2 separate regions of the Homo sapiens genome follow, and region 1 is linked to region 2. A link is an interaction called in ENCODE POLR2A ChIA-PET data of the cell type or tissue named here. Cell type or tissue: Panc1. All regions are shown on one strand. Links, peaks and the distances in the headings refer to the core of each region. The heading gives the core; the rest is flanking DNA.

Region 1 (11,951 bases), core at 1,688-9,687, 1.0 Mb before region 2:
TTTTTTTTTTTTTTTTTTTTTGAGACAGAGTCTCGCTCTGTTTCCCAGGCTGGAGTTCAGTGGCTAGATCTCAGCTTGCTGCAACCTCCACCTCCTGGGTTCAAGTGATTCTTGTGCCTCAGCCTCCTGAGTTGCTGGGATTACAGATGTGCACCACCATGCCTGACAAATTTTTGTATTTTTAGTAGATATGGGGTTTCATCATTTGGCCAAGCTGGTCTTGAACTCCTGAGGCCTCATGTGATCTGCCCTCCTTGGCCTCTCAAAGTGCTGGTATTACAGGTGTGAGCCACCATGCCTGGCCCTTGAGGATTTTTTTTTTTTTTTGGACTCTCAGAGATTTGAGGGCAATGAGCGTGATGAATGGGTCACGTAAGTAATGTGTCTCCTTGTTCACTGCAGCCTTATCTCATTATCTCCCTGAGCTTTGCAAATGATTGTGAAACCAGGTATTTTCTCCATTTTATTAAACTGTTAATTTGTTGCAGTAGACTCTCCACTGTGTTGTAAGGTGTCTAGTAGTATTCCAGGCCCTTACCCATTAGAAGCCAGTAGCATCTCTCCTCCCCAACCCCTTTCCTGGTTGTGACAAGCAGAAATACCTGCAGACATTGCCAGATGTTCCCTGTGGGGCAAAGTTTTTTCACCCACACAAATTGAGAACCATTACCCTAGAGATTTAGTGAAATGCTTGGAGACTGGAGGGTGTCTGCAAAGAGAAATTGGTTGAGCCTCATGAGCGTGTTTCTGCCAAAGGCCAGATGGATGGCTTCTGTCTGGCCCTTCCATGGGTCTGAAGGTGACCCCATTTATTTCCCTTGGGACTGTAGTCCCCTCAGAGTCTCTGTCTTAGTTTGGGCTGTTATTACAAAATTGAGTTGATGGTGGCTTAAACAACACACATTTATTTCTCACAGTTCTGGAGGCGGGTAAGTCCAAGAACAAGGCACCACAGACCCTGGTTTGGTGTGCCCTCTTCCTGGTTTACGATGGCCGTCTTCTTATTGTAGCCTCCTGTGGTAGAGAGCAGAAAGCAAGCTCTCATGTTTCATCATAAGGGCACTTATCCCACCCATGAGGGCTCCACCCTCATGACTTAATTACCTACCAAAGGCACCACCTCCTAATACCATCATGTTGAGGGTTAGGATCTCAACATATAAATTGCAAGGAAAGACATGTTTCAGTCCATAACAGTCACTATAAATACTTCTTAATGGCGGTTCCTTAGCTAAAAGTTGTCACTACCTGTTTATTAAGAATGGGGCACAACTGTCCATGGGGTGCTTTTAGCTCAGCCAGACAAGCAGCTCAACCCTGCAATAATGTGATATGCAGTTTCGTTTAAGAATGCTGTTAGGGCTGGGCATGATGGCTCACACCTGCAATCCCAGCACTTTGGGAGGCAGAGGCAGGTGGATCACCTGAGGTCAGGAGTTCGAGACCAACCTACCCAACATGGTGAAACCCCGTCTCTACTAAAAGTACAAAAATTAGCCAGGCATGGTGGTGCGTGCCTGTAGTCCCAGCTACTTGGGAGGCTGAGGCAGGAGAATCGCTCCAACCTGGGAGGCAGAAGTTGCAGTAAGCTGAGATCAAGCCACTGCAGCCCAGCCTGGGTGACAGAGCAAGACTCTGTCTCAAAAAAAAAAAAAAAAAAAAAAGAATGCTGCTAGGAAACTTTTAAGCAAGTGGCTTTTTCCACATTAAAAAGAAAGAGGCTGAAATGTCAGATAATGGAGAAAATAGAGAGGGGCAGGAGCAAAGTGGAAGTAAGACTTGAAAGATGAAAGCAAAAGAACAGGAGCTTTGGGGTCAGTAGGTGAAAGGTCGACCCCTCATTGTCAACTGGAAAAATTTTGCCTCTTTACACAAGGCAGTCAGTTAGAAATTTGCACCATTGTCTGCCTCAGTGACCTTAGAGCTGCAAGCAGTGGATGCATTATCAATTATTTTAGATTAACTTTCTGAGATTTCCCTCCCTCCTCTTCCAGCTGCCAACAATTAGATGTGCATCTGGCAGCAATTTCAATTTTTCATCAAGTTACTCAAGCAGCATTGACTGGCTAGATCACACTCCTGTTCAGTTCCTTCAGATGAGAGATTGGGGAAAAGAATTTGGAAACAAAAGCCACCCAATTCCCTGCCCCCACCCCCAACAATCATAAACATGCTTTAGAACCTAGAAATAATGCATAAGAATCTCACTGAACACCCATTTAAGCATATTCATGTGATTTCTTTGTAAATACTTTCAGTAGTATTAGAAGTCTTTCATTAGCAGACTTAGAAAGAGTGGGGGGCTTCAAGCTTCTGATTTTTTTCAAGCAATAAAAGTGGCCTTTCTGATGTTTCTGTAGATAGCATTCATTTGAGATCTTCCCCTTTGTACGTGAATGCTACTGTCTCAATATTGAATTTGTACTCTTTCCTGTGTAGGTAGACAGGTCCTTGTATAACGTTGTATTACATATCATATCTTTAGCCTTACTACTACTGCTACTTTTACTTTTTCTTTTTGTTCTGGCATTTTCCCCTTCCTCCTTTCTGAAATAACTTTGTCCTCTCTTCGCAAGATGCATCCTCATTTTGGCTTCTGATTCAGTCCTTGCCTGGCATTTGGTTGGTGGATTCATCCTTGCTTGCTAGTTCCACCACAGTGTTTTTGGCTGGTGTGTTTTCAGGTATCAGGAAAAGATGTGGGATCCAAGGGTTTCTAGTTCTTCATAACAGTAGTTACACTAAGAGCTAATGATTGAGGGCTTATTATGTGTCAGGCACAATGATAAGAAAATGTCATGTATTATCTCATTTAATCTCAACGAGAACCCTGTGAAATGGGCAATGCTCTCCTGTGTTACAGACGAAAACATTTGGGATTTTGGAGGGTGAGCAACTTGCCTGAAATCACAGAGAAAAGAACACTGAGAGATGGGATAATGGAACTTGTCTTAGTTTCCTTTCAAATTTTAATTCAGAAATAAGTTTTGACTTAAACAAAATTATCAGTCTTTAAAAAGCATGACAGCCATGTAATAGTTCCATCTTCATTCTGAAAATAACCTTTTTTGGGGTTGAATTCCCTAAAGTACATTTTTTAATTCAAAATCGCATACAGGTTACTCACTTGTCACTCAGAAAGAGGCAACTCAAGGGAAACACACATTTATTGCATTATTACTTTACTGTAAGCAACAGTTAATAGCTTTCTCTTTAACATGAGCTAATTAATATGGTTCCTGCCTGTGTATGGCCTTCTGAAATCTAAGATGAATGGTATACTTTTCCTTGCTCCTTTTACATTGACTTTTGTTGAAGAATTACTATCATAGCCCAGAAATCTTTATGACTTGCATTTCCATAACAGATATTCTTCAGGTAAAGCAAATGAGAACTGTGGGTCAAATACATTTGAAATATGCTGCCATATACTTGTATTATAATCAGTTTCAGCTGGTTTCAGAGAGGGAGTGTTTCTTCAATAGTTAGACCACTTTGTTTTTTTTTTTAAAGAACAGTTCGCTTCAAAGAATCCCAGATCAAATTCTTCTCAACGTTTTCCCCCTGATATTCTCCTCAATGCAGAAAGGAAAACAAAGGCTAAACCTTTTTTGCTTCTGTAAGATGATGGCTTCCTGGAGACGTTCCTTAGATCAGGGGTCTCCAACCTTTTTGGCACCAGTGACAGGTTTCATGGAAGACAATTTTTCCATGGCTGGGGGTGAGGGGATGAATGGTTTCATCAGGCATTATTTTCTCATAAAGAGCATGTGCAACATAGATCCCTTGCATACACGGTTCATGATAGGGTTCACACTCCTGTGAGAATCTAATGCCGCTGCTGATCTGACAGGAAGCCGAGTTCAGGTGCTTATGCTCATCCACCATTCACCTCTTGCTGTGGAGCCCGGTTCCTAACAGGCCATGGATCTCTACTGGTCCACAGCCTGGGAATTGAGGACCCCTGCCTTAGATGTATGTTGTAGGGAAAATCTTCTACTGAGGTTGAGCTTGCCCCTATTAGAAACTATTGGGAGTGGCATTGTCCTCTGTTAGGCCTGTTTAAGGATCAGAAAAACCTATGGGAAGATCATGGCCCCACAGCTGAGGTACCTCATGGTTGTTTTGGAAGATGCTTGTTCAATTCAGTAGATTTTTCTTACATGACCAAGTTCTTCCATAAAGTGAACCACAACCCATATTATCGGGGACTCTAGCTAAAACTTGCGGTGAGTAGGAAATAGATTAAACACAGGTTTTCCCACTTCTCCAGCTGCCAAAAGTGATGTCAGTGGTGTTAATGATTCTTACCTCAGTCCGCTGCAGACCAGGGTTGTCTATGCAAATGCTTGTTTGGTGCCTGATTCCTGGGCTATTATGGAAAAACTGATGATGCTTGAGAAACAATTGGGTAGTCAGACAGTTACTCAAATGTAAAATCAGACGCTTGCTTTCTTGAAGCAATTTGACTCCAGGGAGAGGGCAAAGAATGAGAAATCTATTAGTTTTTAACAAAAAAAGCAAAGGCAGTGAAAATAGGCTCTGCCTGATTCCCTTTTGTCTAATTATAGAAACAGTTTTGCACACAATTTTCACCATCCATACACTAAATGAAGTTTTGATTTTAATGCAAGTCTACTGGTTTGTATCAAAGCCAGACCTATAAAACCTGTATCCTGTAATCTGACCATTACAAACAAAACCCCAAACCCAAAAGTGATGTGAAATTACAATAGAAACCTCAGAACTGAAATGTAATTTCTGTGAGGGAAAGGATGCTGCAGAAATAGTGCCCATGAAAGCAGAAGAAAGACATTCGTATGACATTCTCACTTAGTAGGGAATATTCTGTCATATTACCTTCATGTCTTTTCGTAACAGGTTTATTTTGGTTGAGCTCTGTTAAAATTAAAGCTTCCTGGCTGAGCACGATGGCCCACACCTGTAATCCCAGCACTTTGAGAGGCCGAGGCGGGTGGATCACCTGAGGTTGGGAGTTCGAGACCAGCCTGGCCAACACGGTGAAACCCCGTCTTTGCTAAAGATACAAAAATTAGCCAAGTGTGGTGGTGTGCACCTGTAATCCCAGCTACTTGGGAGGCTGAAGCAGGAGACTTGCTTGAACCCAGGAGGGGCAGGTTGCAGTGAGCTGAAATGGCACCACTGCACTCCTGCCTGGGTGACAGAGTGAGACTCTGTCTCCAAAAAAAAAAAATTAAATCTTCCTGCCTGAGAGTACGTGTGGTCTGACTTGAAATGAAGAGGGACTTTTTTTTTTTGTTTTTTTTTCCTAAGTCCTTTTACCTTGAATCTGTCATGTACATAGGACAAACTATAGTATTGGTAAAAGGGAGATTGGAAACATTTTGATTTGCAATTGAGGGGAGGAGCTGTTATGGTCTTGACCTCATTTTCTTTATCAGCATGCTTCCTGTTAATAAAAAGAATGGGAAATAACAGAAGTGGATATTCTTTGGCTTAAAAGATGTATTAATATTTATTCAGATTTCCTTAATATATCACTGACAGAATACTTTTAATTACTGAGAACTAAATGTTGTTTTGGTCTGCCTTCTCCACAAATTCCTAACCATCCTGAAAAGTTTCTGGAATCTCCTTCTGCCTTTGGTAGCTGGGGAAGGAGAAATTCACGAGACTGACAGAATTCAGCCCAGTAGCCTCTGCCAGAGCTGACAGGCTTGATGGTCGCCTTTCGGTCTTCTTTTTTTTTTTTTTCATAATGCGTGTGCCTTTCTTCATTGGTGGTCTCCTGAAGTCACCAGCCCTGCCAGAAGCTCTTTCACTGGGACAAAAGGGGAACTGGAGCGAGATGGCCTCTCATATGTTGGCAACTCTCCCTGAATTTTCTTCCTTGGCAACCCTGCGCACTGGAAGATCTGGCCAGCAACCTTGTTATTTTCACCAGCCCTCTCCCATGTGACTTGCACCAGGCAAAAGTGCTATTTAAGCAGCTCCATTAAAGCACTGGCTTGGCTGGTTGGCTTACCCTTTGCCATTTGAGACCACAAAACCAAGTTCTTTCCAGCTCAATCCTGGCCTGTTTTAAAAGAAGTTGGTTTCCTTTCTTTAGCTAAAATGGCTTTCTCCTTTCAACATCCAAGTAGCAAACATGTTGGTCTTACCTCTAACTTTAGCTCAATCTTCACTTGATGTGTGTGATTATGATCTGAAGGCCTTAGAGTTGAGAATTGAGAATTCACTGGTTAGTTTTCTCCTTTTCCAAGCTTCAGCTTGCCCCCATACTTCCCAGCTGTCCCTTGTAAAGAACGGGGAGATTATCCCATGTCCCAGACTTTAGAGGCTCTCTGGATTTAGCTCTTCTTTTTGTATCAGCAATATGACCATAGTTAATAGCGCTGGACCAGGAGAATGCAGCTTCCTCCTTCTGTGCTACTAACTCAAATGCTAGAACCAAGGCTTTAAGCTGGGAACTTCCTTTAATAAGCGTTTCACAGTCTATCCATAGGTCAGTGGTCATTTTTATTCATCTGAGATTTTATAGTGGGATTTTATGGAGGTATGAATTTTAATGAACAACACCCATCTATTACCAGAACTATAAAGGTATTTGAGACTGATGATAATATGTGTGTGTGTGTTATGTGTGTGTGTGTGTGTGTGTGTGTGTGTGTGTGTGTGTGTTTACTGGGCTCATTTGCCAGATTCAGGTATGCTGAATGTGTGTGTTGTAAGGTGCTTTATTAATAAGCATTCTAGAAGACATGATTTGCTTCCAGTTAGTGGTACTGTAAATTAAGTGTATCAGCAGTGAGGTAACTGAAGAATTGTGGTAGGAGGGAGGGGTATGCAGTTTAATGTAATTGTGTGAAATAGGAAATCAACAGACGTGGGAAGACAGAATAGAGAGAGGTTACAGGCATCATTGTCAGAATCTTGCAAAGTACAGAGCTACCCACTGACCCCTCTGCTCTCATGAAGGGAATCTTTTCTAACCTGAGAGGAATCCTTCTGTTCTCCTGGCTCTTCCAAATATTTTGCCTGTGCCCTTCCTTTAAATACTGAGGCTTTTGGAAACTAAAGCCAGGGAGCCAGAAGATTTTCCTACTTTCAAATTCCTACTCTCCCCATATTATACAATGCGTTGGGATGATGGCAAAGGGATGGAATACCAGGATGCTTTAAAAAGTTGGGTAACATTTCAAAAATTTTTCTCATCATGGATTTTTAAGAATGGGAAAGATCTAAGTATGATTAAAACAGTATTTTCCTTTCCTACTTAGACTTTTTGAGGGGACATTAAATGCAGCATTTTAAAAGTTCAAATCCTTTAAGTAGATTGTGAAATTACAACCACAGCTGAGTAGTGGTTTTTCTGGTGATGGGGAATATAAGTCATGTTTATTCCTTCTTTACATCTTCCTGTATTTTATACATTTTCTGTATTATATTCAAGATACTTTTTTTTTTAAAAAGCACACAGCTGTTTATGTTAACTGAAAGAGAAATATGCTGTTTTGATTCATTTCTTTAAGTGGAGGAAATTAATTTATATTAATTTTCTAGTTCCATCTACAATATAAGATTTCAAACAATGACCTCTATTGAAAAAAGGTCATCACTACGGTCATTTTTTTAAAGCACAGTTGGATAAGGAAGAGTTACTTTCTAACAATTTAGTATGTGACAGTGGCCAAGCAACTTAAAATATTTTACTCTTATTTCCCTAGTAAAAGTAGAAACGACTAGCAATGCCCCAACTAGATTTTTATTACTATATTGCCCTTGATTTAACATATTGGCAAGAAGTTTCAAAACATATAAATACAGGATGAAAACATTTGTCAATTGTTCTGACCAAGAATGCATTGCTGAGTGTACAGATCTTTCCATCACACTTATACTCTTGTGCTGTTTCCAGCTGCTTTCCCAGTAAAAACGATCAGTAAGCTGAGACAATGTAAAAGGAAGCAAAGTCTTTATTTGTTTTTCAGCTATTATAGGCATAGTTTAAGTGGGTAGAACCCAGAAGATGTAAATTCCTACTAGATGCAATAATGCAATAATCCATAGGTGTCAAGTAGCATTGCTCAAGTGTTGACTTATTTGATAATGCTTTAAAAATTACATTTTTCATTACTGGCAACAGGATTAGGTGGGTTTTATCTTACAAGAATATACACGCAGAAGGACATAGTAGATACTGATGTGGTGATGAAATTTTGTCAAAATGTAATTTCCTGCTACTAAATCTCGTGACAGGTGCATTGTATTTCTGCCTTCAGAAGTTATTCCCCAATGATGTAACCAGACAGAATGCATTGTAGGAATATCACCACTTGATATTTGCAGTGTCTTCTCTTAAGGAAATGTTTTGCCTTTTTGTTTCCAGTTTCTGCCTGTTACAAATGAATTTTTGCATTTGTAAAACTTTGTAGCAATATTTGCTACCTCTGGTCTGTCAATTGTCTCCCTTCAGTCAATTGAAGTGGTGTATATATAAAGTGTATTAAACATATGTACGCCTATGCGGGCTTTTCCCCTGCTTATTCCAGTCTTTATCATTGTATTTATGCTTATTGCATTGAATGACTGACTGCAAGACCCTAGTATGGGCATTGCTTTTTTCTTTTTTAAAAAATATATTAAGTTACGCAAATGTTTGCCTTTTTTGAGTGAGTTGCTTTATTCAAGTTCAGCCTTGCTTGATTGTGAGTATGTGGAGCTAGGGAGATACAGACAGATGAACTTTAGTCTCATTAAGCATATGTTGAGGTCTGTCTCTAAAGTGAGGAGACTTCCTTTCCAACAAACTCATCAGAGCAAGTGTTGTACACAACTCTGATTTTGGAACTTCGGTTTCGGAACTCTTTGGCTTTAGATAATACCTCGCTGGGAACAATTACCCAGCTTAATCAGTCCCATTATTCACCATATTTGGCTCTCAAAGCTTTTTGGCTGTCTCCAAAGATCAAACGTGTCCTCAGAGGGCTAAGACTGGCTGCTATAGAGACTATTCAAAAGAATATGCCCAAGGCTGAGCAGGCATTCCAAAAATGCTGCAAACAATGGCTGCATGACTGGAATAAGTATGCAGCCCCCAAGTTGGCTGTTGTGAAGGACAGTTCTCACTGAAGGATGTCCATGTCATTATTTGGTAGCTAAACTTTATGTGCCTACACAGATACACACACCCTGTACAAAGACAAACAGGTGTGAACTTCAGACTTTCCCTTTTGAGACAAGTGTTGATCAGGACTTAAGATAAGGGGCTTTGAAAAGTAGTGTGCTAAGTAAGACTTTGGAAGGAAGGTGTCGATGCACTTGATACGTCCTTTTATTCCCTGCTCTTTGAACATACTTGTGGATAATGACAGAGATCATTTCCAAGTGGCCCAAAGCAACAGATTTCAGCACCCAGTGAAGCCACCTGTTTTTCCCTCTCCTCACAGGGCCCTGGGTCTCTGTCCTTATGCATCCGTGCAGGTTGGTACGTGTGATGATAAAAGAGGGTACAGTGTGTTCCTGTACTAAGCTGTTTACCCACCCCTTCTGGAGAAGAGCCAGATATGAAATGAAAAACATACCATATGCCCTTTGCTTTCTCCCCCATTTTATGTTCGGCAGTTTGTTTGTTTGTCACAAGTCCTTTAATAAAGTGTGGCCTTCCTGCCTAATTAGAGGCCCAGAGCTGTGAAGCTCTGTTAAGCGCTAATCTAGAAATTCTGGTGGGAACATTCCTATATGCATTCAGGAGAATCTTGACAGTAAATAAGAGATCTGGAGCTTGTTGTGGGGAGTTTCCTAGCATACCAATGGCTTGTGAAGGGACGGGCTTTCTTTTCATTTGTGGACACCACAATTGTAGACACACAGAGTAAATCCTGTTTCTCTGGCAATTAAAGGGGCAAACTTGGAATGCTTCCTTTTTTGTTTGTTTTTATATTGTGATCGTCATGCCAAGTCTTTATTAGTGAGTTAAAAATACAGTTTGTTTACCTGTCTTTTAGAGGCAGAGTTAATATTTAAAAATAAATAGAAATCTCCTAAAACTAGAGTCATCATTTGGTAAACTTTGACTTATCAGAAAACCATTGCGTAATGAATGATGACTGATGCCAGCCATGATCATTCCCTTCAAGAGGAGACAGAGGGAAAAAGATATGAGGTTGGTCCAAAAGTAATTGTGGTTTTTGCAATTTATTTTATGGCAAAAACCGCAATTGCTTTTGCTCCACCCTAATATATCGGTCCACACTTACGTTGCGTGTATTTTGGAAGCTGTCACTATCCTTGTAGGTGATATGCATTATTACTGCTACATCTTGACCTTATGTCAATGTAGCATGTCCTTGTTGTCTCTATAATTAGATAAAGTCCTCTTAGCTTGTCATTCAAGGTTCTTCACCATCTACCTCAAGCTACATTTGTAGACTTAATTCCTTCTATCCCTCCTTAGATATCTTGGGGTCCAGTGAAGCCACATCCTCTACTTGAGCCTGCTCACGGCTACCATCTCACCCTGTAGGACCTTGTCATATGTTCTCAATGGGAAGCGTCCTTTTCCTTTTCATTTATTTAACTCCTATTTATTAAGTACTACCACGTGGCAAGCCTTGTGTTATCTTCTGGGACTGCAACACCAAAGCAACATAGACACAATCCCAGTTTCCACATCCCCACATTATTCTTTTTCTTCCAAAACCAAGCCAGGTGTGTCAGTGAGATGCTCCCCTTACACCCCTAGCTGGGAGGATTCTTTCCATCCTCCATGTGTCTAGAGCTATTGCCCCCATGCATGTATCTTGGCATGTACTGATGTCTACTTCACATGCCATGTATTTATGAACAGAACTTGCCTTCCTTTCTAGAATTACTAGAAGGCAGGGCTTCCAACAGAATCCAGCTTTCTACACTTCCTAGTATTTAGTGCAACCACGTACTCATTCAACAAGTATTTCTGATCTACTCTCTGCTAAATACCCTTTGATGCACTCTGTAGATACTGATATTTATAGATAAGTTTTGAATGCATGAAAAACAAGGACCTGTAAAAGACTAGGTAGTGTAATACTTGAGTAAAAGATGCTTTATGAGGTTGAAAAGGAACCAACCCAAATGTCCAACAATGATAGACTGGATTAAGAAAATGTGGCACATATACACCATGGAATACTATGCAGCCATAAAAAATGATGAGTTCATGTCCTTTGTAGGGACATGGATGAAATTGGAAATCATCATTCTCAGTAAACTATCACAAGAACAAAAAACCAAACAGCGCATATTCTCACTCATAGGTGGGAATTGAACAATGAGATCACATGGATGCAGGAAGGGGAACATCACACTCTGGGGACTGTTGTGGGGTGGGGGGAGGGGGGAGGGATAACACTGGGAGATATACCTAATGCTAGATGACGAGTTAGTGGGTGCAGCACACCAGCATGGCACATGTATACGTATGTAACTAACCTGCACAATGTGCATGTGTACCCTAAAACTTAAAGTATAATAATAAAAAAAGTAAAAAAAAAAGAGTCTTCACTCTGAAGGGGAATCACGGATAGTGACCCTTTAAAATTTACCTTCTTGACTTGCAAAGAAGAAATGCTGTGCTTCTGCCTAAATAACTTATTTCTATTAGACGTAAATCTGAATCTTTTTGTTTTCTTATTTAATGATTCAGTAGGTCCGTTTTGCTTGGGTCTCCCTTTGCATCTAAAATTCTCATGTCAAACAATGTTTGTGCACATGAAAAATTGATTTCCGATTTTGTCATGTGAAGCTCTGCAACTTCAAATTCTAAAATCTGCAGCTGACTTTCAACCAGAAGGAGATACAACACAGACTGACTACAACCCGCTCATGTCGGATGGTCATTTTACATAGCAACTAATGATGTATGTTTTTGCTTCAATCACAACACCAAAGAATTTTCTATTTTTCCTTTGCTAAACCTCTGAAACATC
Region 2 (11,951 bases), core at 1,434-9,433:
CTGATTGGTGTGTTTACAAACCTTGAGCTAGATACAGAGTGCCGATTGGTGTATTTACAATCCCCGAACTAGACATAAAGGTTCTCCACGTCTCCACCAGACTCAGGAGCCCAGCTGGCTTCACCCAGTGGATCCCGCACCAGGGCTGCAGGTGGAGCTGCCTGCCAGTCCCCTGCAGTGCACCCGCACTTCTCAGCCCTTGGGTGGTCGATGGGACTGGGCGCCGTGGAGCAGGGGGCGGCGCTCATCGGGGAGGCTGGGGCCGCACAGGAGCCCATGGAGGGGGTAGGAGGCTCAGGCATGGCGGGCTGCAGGTCCCGAGCCATGCCCCGCGGGAAGGCAGCTAAGGCCCTGCGAGAAATCGAGCGAAGCGCCGGTGGGCCGGCACTGCTGGGGGACCCAGTACCCCATCCGCAGCCGCTGGCCCGGGTGCTAAGCCCCTCATAGCCCGCAGCCGGCAGGGCCGGCCCGCCGGCTGCTCCGAGTGCGGGGCCCGCCGAGACCACGCCCACCCGGAACTCCAGCTAGCCAGCAAGCGCCGCGCGCAGCCCTGGTTCCCGCTCGCGCCTCTCCCTCCACACCTCGCTGCAAGCTGAGGGAGCCGACTCCGGCCTTGGCCAGCCCACAAAGGGGCTCCCACAGTGCAGTGGTGGGCTGAAGGGCTCCTCAAGTGCCGCCAAAGTGGGAGCCCAGGCAGAGGAGGCGCCGAGAGTGAGCGAGGGCTGTGAGGACTGCCAGCACCCTGTCACCTCTCACTAAGACCCTTACGTGAGTCAAGATTTTGATGTAATCACTCAAATAGCCAAGGCAACCTTGATTTAACAGGAAATATCATACAAATCATCTTGTATTTAAAAGGCACCATCACCACCAGGACTACCACCCCCAGAACTTTAACTCTTGTGTGAGAAATAGGTTATGTCCATTCAAAACTAGAACAGATGGCAGGTACCAACTGGTAGCAATCATCTCTACAGCCACAGGGGGAGATAAAAGATTCCTCCACCTGTAGTGCTCAAACCTGGCTTACCCTCTCCTATTTTTCAGACAACAAATCCATCTACCACATGAACACAGGATTCGATTTCCTAATCTACAAATTTCATCTGTGACATCCCTGCCTCAAATCATTCCATGATGCCTCTTGACCTATAGGGTAAACACCAAATTCAACATGCGGTATAAAACTTGGCTTGATCTGGGCTCTGTCTCTTATACCAGCTTCATCCCACTGCTGTCCACTTTCCCCTCCCCAACATCCAAATGTGTTTCCACATCCCAAGCTTATTTAACACTACATTTAGGGGCGGTAGAGGGGAAAACTGAGAGTTTGTTGATCATGTATTAATTGACATTGAGCTAAGTGCAGGGCTGATTTTATAGGCTTGAACCTGTGCAGTAGCCCTGCTCTGAGAAAAACCCTACACTTGGTTTAATATTTTACTCTCACCATTTTGGAATTCTTAAAAGTTTTATATTTGACTCTGTGTTTTGGAAGTAAAATCCAACAGGACAATGGAGCATATGTGTAAATAGAGGAGATAACCCAGGTGGCGCCATGTGCTCGTGTAGTTGGGTCCAGCAACTGCAGATACAGGTATCAACACACATAGCAGTTGGCCCTGCGTGCAAGCTCAGACTCCAGGGAAATACTGGGAACCCCTCTTTGTTTTTGCAATGATGTTTTCTATGCCTGAAATGTGAATTTGCAACCCCTTTCATATTTGCCAGCTTATCATTCCTCTGCTAAATATTGGAGAAACTCCTAGGCATTCTCCAAGACTCAAATGGGCCCTTATTTCTTCTAAGAAGTCTTTTCCAAGCCTGCAAGAGTCCATTATTTCCTACTTTAAGCCACTGCTAGTCCTAGCACTAACCGCTATTCCAGCATGTATTATGAATATTATACAATCCTTCACAGGTATTTCAGCCCTCACTAAATTGTAGATCCCTGTAGGAAGTAACTCCTTTTACTAATCTCTGTATTCCTGATACTTAGCACAGCGCTCACTGCTCTCTCAGTAAGTGTTTATCTGAATTAAGCTGCTGGCTTTACTTAGTAAGTGGGCTTCCTGCTAATGGAAAGTGAATGTGTGGTCAAATGGTCCTCTTTATAAGCTGGGAAGGGTGTAGTCAGAGGAGAAGCTCTGTGTATTTGGAGAGTTCCAACCTTTCCAACAATCCACCAACACCCACTCTGATGAAAGAAGATGGCTATTTCCACAACAGGGAGCCTACCCTTTCCATGTACTCTGTTCCCTTTGCCTACCACTTATTCAGAGACCCTTTTATGTGAAATTAAACAATTTCTCAGATCCACTGGGGAGTAGGTTCCTCCCAGCTGATTGTATTTAATATTGCAGTGTTTACTTTCTGGCTTTTTGTTGAGTGTTTAAATCCAGGTGTTAACAATATGGATTTCTTCTGTAATTTCTGTTTATTTCAAGTGCAGATTTTCTTAAGCAGCTGGTGGCACATACGTAAACAAAATCAAAATATTTGTTTAAACTTTTCTAGGGTTTTGCATCTACTGGACCTAGTGATAGAAGGTATTTATTTTACAGATGACTGTGAATGAGGTAATAGAGATTGCATTGCCTGGGAAATATAAAACAATTGAAGCAGGATTTTTTAAAGAACATTAATGATTAGGGTATATTGGTATAATTATTGCAATAGTTATTGGCATACTGGCTGAATGAAGCTGAAAAAGGCATATATTGATATTGATATAGGTAACACATTTTATTCAGCACCCATTATGCAGGAATAGTAAGTTCAAATCAAGAAAATATGCCATGTGCTTTGGTAGCAGAAGAAACTAGGCACTCATTTTTGGGCCAGGTTGTAAATTTGTACATTATTTAGGCATAGCATATTCTTTAACTGATCTTAAATAATAACTGATCATCATGACTGATTTTCTTAAAATACAATAATCAAATTTTCTTCCAAGAAAGACTATTTGGGCCAGACACGGTGGCTGACACCTGTAGTCCCAGCACTTTGGGAGGCCAAAGTGGGCAGATCGCTTGAGCCCAGGAGTTCAAGACCAGCCTGGGCAACACGGCAAAACCTCGTCTGTACAAAAAAAAACACAAAAATTAGCTGGGCATGATGGTGCATGCCTGTTATGTTAGCTATTTGGGAGGCTGAGATGGGAGAATTGCTTGAGCCCGGGAGGCAGAGGTTGTAGTGAGTTGAGATCACACTGCAGCCCTCCAGTGTGGGCGACAGAGCAAGACTCTGTCTCAAAATCTATTTGGCTTAGTAGAAACGATGGGTAGCAGTTAAAGGCACAGCCAAAGCACATATGTAGACACAGGGTGGGCATGAGGGAGCTTTTCTTGGCCATTTTCTGAGCTCAGCACACCCATTACTGATGTGTCAGGCACAGGACTGGACACTGGAGTGCAGTGCAGAATGAACCGGGCATGGGTCTTGCCTGTGGCAGTGTCTTGATATGTATTAAACAATCAGAATTCTAATAAAAATTACACCTGGGTAAAATGCTCTAAAGGAGAATTATATGATGAGATTAAAGCCCGTGCTAGGAGGAGATGATGTCATCTGGAAATCTGGACGAGGGAAGCCGATAAAGGGAAGAGCATGTAAAAAGAATAGCAGGTTTGAGGGCTAGGGCTAGACTCAGTGGGGCTGACGTGAGGTGGGGCCATGGAGGGAGGCTGGGGCCTGTGGAAGACGTCAGGAATTTCAATTTTCATGTGAAAAGTCATGGGAAGCCCTTGCCCTTTTAGCAGCAGAGTAAACTGATCAGCTGAGCAGACCTTAGAAAGTCTGTCTGGCTGCGGAGGGGGGAAATATTGAAGATAAAAGGACAAGAGAAGCCTCTCCACCACCACATTGTTCTCAGAGGCTCTTATCTTAACTCAGCATCCAAATGCAATGGGCAACGTGGGGTCAATTGTGGATACTATTTTCTATTTATATATATATGCATCTATCTATCTATCTTCTATCTATATCTTTCCCTTCTGAAGACCTAGAATTGATCCATAAACATTAGTTAGTGGTGGAAAATATTCCCACCTACAATCTAAAAGCAACTCCAGGGACAGCAAGGCCGAGGCTTAGTGAGGTCACATAGCTGTTCAGCAGAATGTCTCTATCTTATAGGCCATGACCCCAGTATAAAAATGAAAACAACCTTGGGCGTTCCTTAGTTAACCTTGTGGAGCCTGGCAGCCATGCACAAGGATAGGCCAGCCAGGTTCAAGAAGCATCTGTGAGTGTCAAGGAATGTATAGAAATGTAAGCCAGATAAGCACTTGATTCGCTTTTGTAGGTTCTGACTGTGGGAGCACATATCTGTATGACTGCGTATTTGTGCTTCTTGCTAATCAAAAGCACCTGAATGGGGGAAACACAGAAGTCATTTCCTAATTGAGAACAGTTTGGGAATCTAAATACTGGCATTGATCCATCCCACCCTTCCTAATGAACTGCGTGGAGCTTTCCCAGCATATGGAAGAAGGAGTGGAGCTGCAATAACCTTCTGCTGAGCTAAACACCAAACATTGTGCCAGGCAGGAAGGATACAACTCATTCCTCACCCTGGATTGCAGGGATGTGAAGTCTTTCTGTAATGAATTACTACAAATGTTGATAACTTAAAAATAAGCAATTTTACTCCAGTATGATTACGTTTTGAGACATTTTAGTTCAACATCTATAAAATAATTGCCAAATTTATCTGTTGAGTTCCTTCCTTCAGCCTATATTTCTTGTACAACACATCAAAAGCCACGATCTAGACCAGGTTCTGGAGACACAAAGACAAATGACACACAGATCTTGCCCTAAGGAGCTTCTACACTAATGGTAGAGACAGACTGGTAAACAAGTAGGAAAGTTGATAGAAGACTGTGGTTGGTGTTACATGAGGCACAAGGTGGTAGGGGTGAGGGGAACTGTACACTTTATCTGAACCTCGTGGGTTTCCCTTGTCTTCTGTTCTCATCATCTATTTGTCTTATTGCAGGTAGCTACCCTTGCATTTCATCAGGGCTCTGCTTGCAAGAATCGCAAGGCAGATCAAGCCTAGCGGCCTAAGGTAAGAAGACTATTCCCCACCAATCTTCTAGGAAAGCCAAAGATAGGAGTCCAGTTATTCTCTAACCCTTCTCATTCTCTATCCTCCAACCCCAAGGATGACTTGCATTATTAGAAAGGGAAGTGAAATCATGTCAACAGAAAGTAAATTTAAAGCATATTTTTCACATTTCATGGGCTGCAAATCTCTGTCTTCCCAATCAATAAAGAAGACTCAATCCCTACCTTCTATTTTAATTGCTTATATAGTTGTATACCTATATTGTGTGTGTTTTAATTTATCACTGTTTACACAGAGCAAAGCAAATGAAATGATAGCTTCATAATTATAACATTATTATATTAATAATCATCTAAACGTTATTGCAAATGAATACCTTCTTAAAACAGTCAAGAAAATGTGGCAAAGTTCCTTCTAATTATTGCTTGGGGATAAAATATGAATAATGTGAATATCCTTGATGTAGAAGAATCAACAATGATCTATATATACACACGTATGTGATATATATTTTCTATATTAATTACTGCCTTAAATCTCTTGGCCTCTGATTTTTATGTGACCACTCCACCTCCCTTAAAATAAATCCACACATATGTATCATTCCTTCAGTTATCCTCTTCACTCCTATGTCTTGAAAACTGAGTGATGCAGGAGTAAATTATATTATTGCACAGTTTTGTGCTGATACATCAGATTTTTCTGTCTCATCTGGATCCTCAACACCATTTGTCAGTCTTTTATCTTATTCCAGTGATTAGCCCCCTTGATTCCATTAAACTTTGACTATGCTCCTCAAAAACCCTACACCAAATGCTCTTCTCTAACTCTAAGCCAATATACTCACCTAAATAAATCAATAGAGCATATCAGGTAGAAACTACCCTGTCTTATAATACTGCTCTCTCTGAACCAGTCTTCTCCTTCTCGATTCTCTGTTTTCATAAGCATATATCTTTCCTCTTTTTGCATCTTAAAGGTTAGTGATCTACAGAATTGTGTTCTGTCTTCCTTCTCAGTTGTCACTGGGTGGCTTTTCCCAGGAAAAGATAGATGTCACTGGACCAGAGCTTTGTTAGGGTGTTATCTGGGATTCAACACCCGTGGACAGGCAGGGAGCAGGAGTGGCCAGAGGGACCTTTCAGAGCTTCCCTAGGTTGGAGAGGGAAGAGCAGGCTTTTCTGTGTTCCTGTCAATCAATCACCAGATGCCTAGTTTGCTAGGAAGCAAGTTTGACCTTGGGAGAGGTGAGTCTCTCCAGTGGGAGAAATCTCTAGAAAGGGCTACATTAGAGGGCGGCAGCAACGCTCTCAGGAGTTGAATAGGAGTCTTTCATTCCTGAAGAGGGATCTGGACAGTGGGTCACATCATTGTGTCCACCACAGATTGCTGTCCTGGACACACACACAGACACACAAACGCACACGCGCGCACACACACACACACACGTGCTCACCATCACACACACCAAGACCTTGCGACTTTAGGTCTTGTCTGTATCTCAAATCTGACCTACTCTACCATGCTAGTATCCTCTTGGGCACTGAAGATGAAAGATTCAAGGTTTAGGAGGTGGTTTTCCTGCTCCCTTCCTCTTGGAGAAGGGTCATCCATGAGAATGAATCCTATGTTCAGGGAGACAACTTCCAGTGCAATCCTCTCTTTTCCTCAGCTAATTCAAGTGGTGCTTCTGATGCTTGGGACTGCAAGAAATCTTGACTAATACAGAAAATAACCACAGGCTGAGCTGAGCCAGATCCTGGTGGGTCATGATGCCCTTCAGGCTAGGCAGCACCTGCCCTGGAATCTGCCTTGTTTTGTGCAATGTATGGCTAACTTGTGCCAGTATGATTAATTCCCACCACATTTTCTCTACAGCCATACTTTCTTCCTCTTCTTTAATTTTATTTTAATACGTTGGGTTTAAATAGGGAAGCATTTGCATTTCTCATGCATTGACAGGATGATTCATTTCCCAGAAATGTTTATACCTCTTTTATCAGAAAGAAAAGACAAAGAAAGCTTTGGAATTAGTTTCCCTCACTTCCTTCCCCACTCCCAAGATTTAATTGCTCAGAAACACTCTTAAAAAACTATCTTTCAGCATATATAGCATATATATAGTTAGAGGGGAGGTTGGAGTAGCACATCTGACTTATCTTTTATAAGGTAAGAATTTAAAGGAATGTTGCTACAGAGGAGTGTGTGTGTGTGTGTGTGTGTGTACCTGTGTGTGTGAGTGAACATGCATGCATTGTAATAGGGGCTTTTTGGGATAGGGAGGCTCAGAAGTGGTCTGACTGTCTTAACAAGCCTTTTCCATCCAACAAACCGTCCATTCTCTTGTTAGAGGTTAACTGACCTCAGTAGAGCCTGCACAACCTCTATCTTTAGAGTTGAGCTAACATGAAAGTAACCAATGCCTCAGTAATGCTGATTCTTGAAACAACAAAGCAAAATGAGGTGGGAAAGGAACAACTTCAACTCATTGACTGACATTTAACTTGCATTCACTTTGAACCCAGCTGTCTCCCAGTCATTAAGGAAAACATTTTCCTAGAGTAAAGGATTAGAAGGACTTCATCCCCACTGCTATTATTATTTAATTCTGAGTTCCAGTTTACAATTTATTTCTAAAAAACACAAAACAAATAACATTGGTATAGAACTTCATACTGCATTTTTTCATGTACTTTTTTTTCTTTTCAGTGCTATATGATATTTTGAAAAGTAATTATTAACCTTCCCAGATTAGAAATTTTAAAACTTTAAAGGTCAAAGGAGGTTAAAATTTTAAAGGCCAAAGGAGATCAAAAGAAGTGCCCCAGATCACCAAATTACTAGAAAGGGGAGAGTTAATGTAACTTGAGTTTTCTGCCAGCAGCAACTAAAATTCATATAACACAAGCAGACAATAAATAAATGGGGAAAATTTGAGTTTCTCTGAAACAATATAAACCCAAATAAGCCTGTTGGCAATCTGCTCACATGAAAGAAAAATAAAAATAATATGTTTCTAAGACCTAGAGAGAATTCATTCAACAAATATTTATTGAGCCTTTATCATATGCCCACTTATTTTCCCAATGCCCAACAGCCTTGGCCTACTTGACAGCCTTTTTATAAAGTGGAATCCACATACCATTAACCCCTTTAGAGCCTGTGAAAAATGCCTGTTGTATCAGAATCCATAGGAGGAATATGCACCTTTAATATGTGGTCTAGGTGGTTTTTATGGATGATAAAGCTTAAAAATCCTGATTTAAGAATCTCGACTCAGATTCCCAAGTAGATTCAATGCCTCCTTTTCTTATTTCCAGTACACAAGGTAAAAACTTTCAGAGAAATGAGTGCCACTTTCTTTATCCTTCTATTATTTGCATTGAAATAATATTTTCACTCAAATAGTTCTCCTCTGAAACAATGAAATGATAGGTGCTATAATTCAGAGCCATAGAATCTAGTCACTAAACACAGCACTATCTGTCTGAGTTTGTTGGAGAAATCTACGAGGGTGGCCCAACTGCAAGATTTTTTTCTTTGGCAGCAATCCCATCAGTTTGTCTGACTAAAGTTTATGCCTATATTTTAATGACTCATATTCTCCTTCTGCTCTGTCCCATGAATTACTTGGCAGAATTTCTGCTGATTTGGAACATCACTTGTCAAGGAGAAGGTATCAGATTGTGTGTGTGTATATTTCAAAATGAGCAGATGCAAACGTCTGAACGATTTGCTCTTTTGCAGACCTCTCAGGATGACCTAATTTTCCTAAAGTCTTAAATTTAAAATCATAACATGCACTTCATGTTCTTTAACATAAGCTTTAACCTTTAAAATTTTCAAAGAATAAAATGACAAAATAACAAAATTGACAGGGAACTAGGGTGACAAAAATGCTGTGTACATCAAAGGAGGAAAGACGAAGGGAACTTTTACTGTTTAGCTCATGACGATCACTACTCCCTGACCTGTGAATTCTGCCCTCCAGAGATCTACTTCCCCTGGGAATGAATCCTGCATAAAGACCCATGTATGGAAAGCAAGGTGAGAACTTGGATCAAGAACTCATGAAGTATATAAAAAGATCAAAGCCACACAATATGTCTCTGACAAAAGTGCTAGACTATTTAACTATTGTTCATTAATAATATTAATCTCAAGTCCTTTTTTGCAATCTGAAATATTGCCTTCTTTCCACTTCAGAGCTTTAGTTATATGTCAGCTAGCCCCTTCACTCTTTGAGGTGTGGAGTGGGGCGGTGAAGTTTAGAAAGGGAGGGCTGAGTGGGAAAAAAAAAAGATGGGGGAGTTCCTCAAACCACAGGATGTAGAATCTTTTAGAACATGGAGAAGGGACATTTTCTAAAGTTCTATGTTCAATGCCAGGAATTTAAATTGCATCCTGCTATAATTGAAAATGTGTATGTCTAACCTAGGGTTTCTTAACCTCAGCGCTATTGACATTGGAGGTGGATAACTCTGTTGTGGAGCCTGACTTGTGTGTTATAGAATGTTTAGTAACATCTCTGGCCTCTTCCTCCAGATGCCAGTTGTCCTGTCCTCCATTAAGACAACCAAAATGTCTCAAGACATTGCCAGAGGTCCCCTGGGGGACAAAATCATACCCTGTGGAGAACCATTGGGCTAACTGGCCTGGATCTGCCACATGGGTGACCCTTCACATGTGAGGCAGTACCCAGCCTCCATCCGGCCCACCTTCCACCCTCAGGGAGTACCTGCTGCCCACTCCACCACTGCTGGTTGAGTCTTCCCTGCTGTTGGGCTCCAGCTGGCATCTTCTTCATGCAGCTAGTGCAGGCGAAACTTCTCAATAAAAGTTGGAGGTGGTGAAAATTGTTGCTGTGCCTCAGCACAAAACAAGAAGCAAATTGTGAATATTTGATATCAAAATGAATTAACTATATTGACCAATTCCATTGCAGAGAAATTCTCATGAACCATCTTTTTCCTCAATCTCTGATATCCTATCTTGGTCTAGGTTTCTTCCTTTCCCCCAAGAGTCCTTCTCTGGCTCACTCTTCTCCTCATACCAGTTTATGAGTTACTCCTGACTTTCCTTGCTACCACTACATAACTATACAGACCAATTTCACTCTGCGAGTATGTGTATGTATGTATGTATGTATGTACATGTGTACCTATCTATTTATCTATCCATCATGCAAAGATAGGTCCCAAACTTCAGGACCTATCTTTGCATGGTAGATAGATAAATAGGTAGGTATACATGTACATACATACATACACATATTCACTTATATATAAAGCACACATATATATGCATGTATATATATTAGCATACATTTGCATAGAGGAATATATGTATAAACACGCTAGTGTAGAAACAAAAACCATATTTGCTAAACCAAAGGGTTTAAATTGTTTGATGATCAATATACCCTTGATCTTCATACCTAATAAAATAAGCAGAGTATTTTCTCAAAGTGTCTCAGGCAAATGTTTGTGTAGACCCCCATCCCCCACCAAGCCAAGGAAACCTCAGGGATCAAAGAACAAATGGTAATTGTTCTGATTGTGTAGTAGAGCAGGTAGGTTTTATCCCGTTCTATGCTGAACACAGACCCTCACTCCATCCAGGCTAAGGCAATAGCAAACATTTCTTCTATGATGCAGTGCAAAGCAAGGCAGGGAAACACCTAACAAGAGACAGGCACTATGCAAACAAGAGGTTAATCTTCACTATGTAAAGATCTGATTGCCATTAAGACCCCTTGCATCAAAGTCATGCTATAAGGTCACAGTGAGTTCTTGCCCCCTTTTCCTTTTTCATATCAAGATCTAAAGCATCCCTTCCTCCCGTGGAGTGGCAGCTCTGGTTCAGACTAGGGAGGTGCCTAACACAAGATACCCATTAAAAAGAGGCAGGACCTCACAGAGGAGAGAGGCCGGGGGAAGGGTTAAGACCCTGCAAAGAGATGCTCCCCGACAACCACAGGGTATCTGACACTGGCTTCTCTACAGTCATATGCTCAGACCACAGGCCTAGGAACAGAATTCAGGGAGAAGTAATAGAATAGGCAGACCTTGTCAAGTTGAAATTTGTTGCCTGAACTTAAAATAAAGTCCTGATTAATCACTCTGCAAATTTTACTGGCAGCACCATCTTATTGAGCAATATGAAACCCCTCCCTTCCATAATTAGGGAATCACATCAACAAGTTTATATTACACTTAGAATATCCCGGGCATTCTCTTGTGCCATCTTGGAATATCTAACAACTAGGGTATTTTGGGAGGTCCCAGCACCATAATTGACTAACTAAAATGAGAATTAAGGGATTTGAATCATTGTAGGCATTTTAAACTACACCTATGACAAACCCAGGATGTAACACTCCTTCTAGATGGGTTTAATGGTGTTGGCTTGGGTTTTATTGTATCTCATATATTTCATTTGAAATCACATATGATCTGATGGAAAGAACTTTCCCCTGCACAAAATAATAGAAAGCATTCCTAAAGGGATGTGTTTTAGTCAAGGGAGAAAGGATTATGCCAAGGGATGTGAGTTAGTTCATGCAGCTTTGCACATCACTCTCATAGTCATGCCTGTGTCATATGGTTATTTTATCTTCTCATTAGCACATTTAATACGCTTAGATTCTATGGTTTAGAACTTTGAAATCTCAAATGTTTCCTTATGGGTACTGGAAAGGAATCCAAATTATATTTAGGAGAATATCACAAGTAGGATTTATGGCAAATTCACAGTTCAATCAAGAAATTTATACACATACACTCATACATATATATACATATATGGACATATATATCTATAACATATATACATATTTACTATATATGGTATATGATAGTTGAACCTTCACTCTTAT

What was found. Peaks named below come from ENCODE experiments on the same cell type or tissue, not always from the same donor. Only the 100,000 strongest peaks of a DNase experiment are listed, where the experiment ranks them.
Region 1: POLR2A ChIA-PET joins it to region 2 with 9 read pairs; 1 of 35 experiments calls an interaction of 5 or more read pairs at or near these places.

The regions. Positions count from the first base shown.
Region 1 is chr2:226,736,499-226,748,449 of GRCh38, reverse strand. The region is part of intron 1 of IRS1 (insulin receptor substrate 1); the gene reads left to right. Among named protein-coding and RNA genes, the nearest start is that of IRS1, 57 kb to the left of the region's middle. In Panc1, for the core only: no CTCF peak of the experiment used is centred there; no DNase peak of the experiment used is centred there; H3K27ac peaks cover 1,097 bases.
Region 2 is chr2:225,732,751-225,744,701 of GRCh38, reverse strand. It overlaps LOC105373914 (a long non-coding RNA gene), which reads left to right. Exons shown (of 7, transcript XR_007088110.1): 3 at 5,003-5,074; 4 at 9,066-9,121. Among named protein-coding and RNA genes, the nearest start is that of NYAP2, 340 kb to the right of the region's middle. In Panc1, for the core only: no CTCF peak of the experiment used is centred there; a DNase peak (open chromatin) is centred at 8,671; H3K27ac peaks cover 3,614 bases.